Regions from separate parts of the Homo sapiens genome. Here region 2 is linked to region 1. The links are chromatin contacts, found by Hi-C or POLR2A ChIA-PET in ENCODE. All regions are on one chromosome and are shown on one strand. The core of a region is the stretch at or near the end of the contact, and the rest is flanking DNA. Distances in the headings are between cores, read along the strand shown.

Region 1 (3,023 bases), core at 358-2,857:
TCACCATTACCCTTCCTATTTCCTGTTTTGGGTAGAATTACTTAAGTAGAAACGGCAGAGACTTGGTTTTCTTTAAGGTTCTTTGTTGCAGTTAATGAGAAGAGGCAACCAACCTTAGAGAAATCCATACAATGCCAGGCCTGGTGACTCGCCTGTAATCCTGACACTTTGGAAGGCCGAGGTGGGCGAACAGCTTGAGCTCACAAGTTCAAGACCAGCCTGGGCAACATGGTGAAACCCCAAAACCCTCTCTACTAAAAATTCAAAAATTAGCCGGACCTGGTGGCAGGCGCCTGTAATCCCAGCACTTTGGGAGGCCCAGGCAGGCGGATCACTTGAGGCCAGCGGTTCAAGACCAGCCTGACCAACATGGTGAAACCTCGTCTCTACTAAAAATATAAAAATTAGCTGGGTGTGGTGGCAGGTGCCTGTAATCCCAGCTACTCCGGAGGCTGAGGCAGGAGAAGCTCCTGAACCCAGGAAGCGGAGGCTCAGTGAGGCGAGACCGCGCCACTGCACTCCAGCGTGGGCGACGAGCGATTATGTCTCCAAAAAACAAAACAAAGTGCAGGTTTGGGAGGTAGTCTAATCCCCCACCCCTTTAGAGCAAGGCAATTTCCTCAGGGCCGCAGTTTACCAAAGGTGGTACACTCTGGGGTGCTATCCTTTCCATTTTTTACAATCCCTGACCCTGGTATTCCCTGATGCCTTATCCTGTCTTCTAAACCAGTGCCACTGGTTTCGTCCCCAGTTCACCCTTTCATCGCTAGCTCACATGCCCTTTGTGGTCCTTCTTTCCCCAAACCTCTTCAGGTCAAGTCCTTAGAGGACCTTCTCCCTGACCAGCTCCCTTGGTTCTGGTGCTACAGCTGGACTCCTCACGCTCTTTCTTCAAGCATCATCCATTGGGAACGTGGTGTACTTTAGAAAACACGGACCCGGCCTAAGGCTTCTGTCTCCGAGGGGCCAGGGCCACGGCTTCCAAGGCAAACCAGCCCTGGCACCACCTTCTCACCTCCATCCCAAACCCTCCTCCTCAGTTCAAGGCCCTAAAGCCTCAGACTTGTGGAGGCCCGCCCCAAATTATGTAAAGAATATATAAATGCCCCCGACCTTAGGTACAATTTATAGCTAGATGTGTTACGTTGCGGCTGACAGCTTACATTACATTTTGGTAGACTAATTAATTTCGATTTACAACTGGTTTTCCCTTTTGGGGGGTCAAGACGCTATTTCTGGCCTCAAAGAGTTTCGTGGGCTGGTAGTGGCGCTTCCAGGGTCTAGAGGAAAAGGCGGGCCCGCGTCAGACCTCCCGCCGCGGCCCTTCCACGCCTCCCGCCGCGCGTCTCTTCACCACCCCTCCACTGTTGCTCCCTTCCCACCAACATCCCCGTCCTTCTGCCTTGCCCGGCCAGGCCCCCATACCCTCTGGTGCCAGCCTGCCTACCCCGCTACCCGCTCACCTGGGACTCCCGTTAGCTCTGGGCGCCGGACCTTCCGGGCTCGAAACCTCCCTTGCGCCCCGCCCCACGCAGAGCGTCCCGACCCGCAGCTCCGCCTGCTCGCCGCGGCCTCCGTGGAGTCCGGGGTCGCGCGCGCTCCAACTCTGAAATCTTCGCGCCACGCCTCCCACAAGCCCCGTCCCACCCTCAGCCCCGCCCCTTCGCCGCGGCCACCGCTGAGTTTCCGGGCGCGCGCTCCTACCCCGAGCTCTTTGCGCCACGACTCCCACAGGCCCCGCCCTGCCCTCAGCCCCGCCCCACCCCGCCACCGCGGCCTCCACCGAGTTCCCGGGCGCGCTCGCTCCACCGAGTTCCCGGGCGCGCTCGCTCCTACCCCGAGCTTTTCGCGCCACGCCTCCCAGAGGCCCCACCCCGCCTCAGCCCCGCCCCCTCGCGGCGGCCTCGGCCCCTCCTACCCCTAGCTCTTAGCGCCACGCCTCCCACAGGCCCCGCCCACAATCGGCCCCGCCCTCTCCGGCTCCCATTACTTCGCGGGCCAAGATGCGAAACCACTCCTGTGCGCCTTTCCCCAGGCCAGTCCCGGGGCGCGCGCTGCCTACCCTCCCCCAGCTCAGCTCTATCCCCGGGGCCCGCAGGACCCAGGGGACCCACCCTCCCGCGAGCACGCACGCGCAGGGCCCACCTCTGCGAGTTCCAAACCCTCGGCCCTCGGGTCGCCTGCCCTGGGCCTGGCCCCGCCTCCAGGTCCGGCCCCGCCTTCGTGCCGGGGCCCGCGCACGCGCGCCTCCCCGGCCCAGCCTTGCTCCCGCCCCCGCCGGTCCCGCGGTCCCACGGCGCCTGGTTGCCCCCAGCCCCCTCCCTCCTCCCACCTTCACTGTGTCCCACCCTTCCTAGCTTTGTGCCCGGGGTGCTGAGCCCTTCCCCGTCAGCCGGGCCGCGGGAGGAGGGAGCCGTCACCGAGGAGCTGCCGCTCGCTGCCCCGGGCAGGGGCACAGGTAGGTGGCGGCCGCGGGCCGGGCCGCTCGCGGGGCCCCGGGTTGCGTGTGGGAGCGGGGGCGGGGTGTTAGGGAGGGGCGGGGTGGGGGAGGGGACGCCCCAGAGGGACGGCGGGGCGCGGGTTGAGGGGAGGATGAGGTATACTGGTGGGGGCGATGGGTTTAAGGGTGGCGTAGGGGTGCGGGGGCAGGCTATGGGGACGTGTGAGAATTGGGGTTCGGGGCCTGGGTGGGACAGGGAGCAGGATTAGCCTGGGTGGACTCGGGGAGAGGCATGCTTGGGGAGAGAGCGGGAAGAAGGAAGGGGGAAGGGAATGGGATTTTAGGGGTTCAAGGAGGAAACGAGATAGGATAGGAATAGAGAGGGTGGGGTCTTGGGGGCAGGGAAGAAAAGTTGGGGGTGTGGAATGCCAAGTTGGGGATAGTGAGGCGTGAAGGAAGAGGGTCTTGAAGATTGAGAACAGAAGGCAAGGAAAGGGATGGAGAGATTGGGGTCCTAGGAGAGGGAAGCCCCTAGAGTGGGAAGAAGGGAAGAATAGATGGTGAAGGAGAGGAGTGGGGGGTG
Region 2 (3,023 bases), core at 289-2,788, 37 kb after region 1:
TGGTCTCAATCTCCTGACCTCATGATCCGCCCGCCTCGGCCTCCCAAAGTGCTGGGATTACAGGCTTGAGCCACTGCGCCCAGCCCTATGTTTTAAATAAGCAACAGTGCTCCACCTCCAACAAAAATCTGATGTGGCAGATCCCAGGACTACTCTTTTGAGAAACTGGGTGATGACGGACTGAGGATAGCAACAATCCTCCAAATAAAGTGCTCTATAAATGGCGATGTGCTTTGCGGTTGGGAAAAACAAGGCTCAGCAGTGTGGAATGTGTGCCGGGACAGGCTGGAGGCAAGTGTAAATCCCAGATTGACCTCAGGTCCAGGTATTTCCCCTTGGCATTGAGCAGGCTAAATGGAGAATTTTGCAGGCCTTGATCTCATTCACTTTCATCACTCCCACCTGGGCGGAACAGGCGGCTCAAATCACTGCCTCAGTCTGCTGGTCTATAAAATGAAATAATGGTGATTGGGCCTGTATTCTCCACGAATGAGGGAGAACAAATCTGCAAAGTATGGACCCCCAGGACTGAGTGGGGCTGGAACACTCTGGAGAAAGCTGCTATGGACTAAATGTTTGTGTCCCCCTGAAATTCATGTTGAAACTCTAATCCCCAACGTGATGGTATTTGGAGGTAGGGCCTTTGGGAGGTAATTAGGGTGAGATTAGATGATGAGGGTGGAGCTTCCAAGATGGAATTAATGCCCTTATAAAAAGAGGAAGAGGCTGGGCGCGGTGGCTCATGCCTGTAATCCCAGCACTTTGGGAGGCCAAGGCAGGCAGATCACTTGAGGTCAGGACTTCATGACCAGCCTGGCCAACATAGTGAAACCCCATCTCCACTAAAAATACAAAAATTAGCCAGGTGTGGCGGTGCATGCTTGTAATCCCAGCTACTCGGGAGGCTGAGGCAGGAGAATAGCTTGAACCCGAGAGGCGGAGGTTGCAGTGAACTGAGATCGCACCACTGCACTCCAGCCTGGGTGACGAGCGAGATTCCATCTCTAAAAAACTAAATAAAAAGAGGAAGAGACACAGTGCTCTCTTGCTGTCTCCTCCTCCACCCACCTCCTCCTCCTCCTTCCCCCCTACTTCTCTCCCTCCCTGAATGCTTGCACCAAGGAAAGGCCATCGGAGGCCATAACCAGGAAGAGAGCCCTCACGAAGAACCTGACCATGTTGGCACCGATCTCAGAATTCCGGCCTCCAGAATTATGAGAAATAATTATTTGTTATTTAAGCCACCAAGTGTTTGGTATTCTGTTATGGCAGCCCGAACTAAAACACATGACTATTTGCTCAAAGGATTCAGAAAGCAGCCAAGAAGGAATAACGGGGGTCACATTCACCCTCCTGCCTGGAAAAAACTGGGCAGAATGTATGAAGCAATAGTTTCAAAGTGCTAGACAGCAGGCAACAAAGGACAGTGATCCCGGAGAAACAGGAAGCAAACGAGGTGAGCCCCGCGATGGCTCCAGCTGCCTGCGGGGGAAGTTTCCAGGCTGCAGCACAGGGAAGGGGAGCAGAGGCGGAGCCCAACAGAATTCCTGAATTGAAGCAGCAGGAGCTCCCAGGACAGCATACTGGAGAGGAGGAGCGGCACAGAGACATCTCCGGAGATAATGCGCAGAGAGAGAACTTCAGCGGAGTGCTGCTCAGCATGTGCGTGTGAGCAACCCACTCCAGGCCAGGGTAGGAACCACCCAGAAGGATGAGAGGAATCTAACTTTGATGGTCATAAAAAACAGAATAGCTTCTGTTCCCACCAGTCAGACAGGAAAGCCTCATTATCCATGGGGTATTGGATAGGGCACTCGGGAGAGTCTTGCCTCAGTCATGGGGAATAATTAATCCTAGGTAATAATTAGCCTAGACAAAACATGGCTCTGCTCCCACCCAATAAATCTTAAAAGCAAGAATTTAAAGGATCAAACTGTTTCAAGTAACTTAACTGCAGTCCCAAAACAGAGCTCGAGAATATTTACAGGAAATCAAAAATACCTAGCACCTGACAAATGAAAAATCTTAATGTCTGGTCCAGTAAAAAATTACTTGGCATGGTCTATATATAAACCCTCACTTTACAAACAATTGACTTTTGACAAGGGTGCCAAGATAATTGAAAGGGAAAAGAATAGTCTTTTCTGTATTTTTTCTTGTTTTAGAGATGGGATCTCGATCTGTCACTTAGGCTGGAGTACAGTGGTGTGATCATAGCTCACTGCAGCCTGGAACTCCTGGGTTCAAGAGATCCTCCTACCTCAGCTTCCTGAGTAGCTGGGACCACAGGCTCATGCCACCATGCCTGGCTAACTTTTTTTTTTTTAATTTTGTGTAGAGACAGGGTCTCACTACGTTGTCTAGGCTGGTCTCAAACTCCTGGCCTCCCAAAGTATTGGGATTACAGGCATGAGCCACCGTGCCTAGCCAAGAATAGTCTTTCCAACAAACGGTACCAGACAACAACTGGATATCCACATATAAAAGAATAAAGTTAGACTTTTTTCTTCATACTATATCCAAAATTTAACTCAAAATGGATCATAGACTTAAATATCAGGGTTAAAACTATAAAACTCTTAGAAGAAAATATAGCCATAAATCTTCATGACCTTGGGTTAGACAAAGCCTTCTTAGATATGACACCAAAAACAACTGACAGTTGGTAGGGCTCAGTGGCTCATGCCTGTAATCCCAGCACTTTGGGAGGCTGAGACGGGCAGATCACTTGAGACCAGGAGTTCGAGACCAGCCCTGGCCAAAATAGTGAAACCCCATCTCTACTAAAAATACAAAAAATTAGCTGGGCATAGTGTCAGGCACCTGTAATCCCAGCTACTCGGGAGGCTGAGGCAGGAGAATCACTTGAACTCGGGAGGTGGAGGCTGCAGTGAGCCGAGATCGCACCATTGCACTCCAGCCTGGGTGACAAGAGCGAAACTCTGTCTCTCAAATAAACAAATAAACAAAACACAATAGACAAAAATAAAGATAAGTTGAAATTTATTTTTCTAATTTATCCT

Evidence for each region. Hi-C counts contacts between places; a loop is a spot of excess contacts on that map. ChIA-PET counts read pairs that join two places held with the same protein, here RNA polymerase II (POLR2A).
Region 2: POLR2A ChIA-PET joins it to region 1 with 28 read pairs in PC-3. The contact joins the enhancer-like site here to the promoter of IFT25 in region 1. A Hi-C loop is called at or near these places in 1 of 168 maps with a recorded cell type or tissue (heart right ventricle). POLR2A ChIA-PET finds 5 or more read pairs at or near these places in 14 of 52 experiments (H1, HEK293, HepG2 and 9 more).

What each region holds. Positions count from the first base shown.
Region 1 is chr1:53,944,092-53,947,114 of GRCh38, forward strand. It overlaps IFT25 (intraflagellar transport 25), which reads right to left and starts at 1,608. Exons shown (of 6, transcript NM_016126.4): 1 at 1,464-1,608. It overlaps LRRC42 (leucine rich repeat containing 42), which reads left to right and starts at 2,259. Exons shown (of 9, transcript NM_001256409.2): 1 at 2,259-2,458. RefSeq lists a silencer at 1,505-2,574.
Region 2 is chr1:53,981,138-53,984,160 of GRCh38, forward strand. No RefSeq gene overlaps it. Among named protein-coding and RNA genes, the nearest start is that of LDLRAD1, 36 kb to the right of the region's middle. Within about 2 kb of position 1,539, at least 13 of the 41 ENCODE cell types and tissues checked have a DNase peak (open chromatin) inside an H3K27ac peak, as active enhancers do; they include heart right ventricle, where a contact is called at or near this core.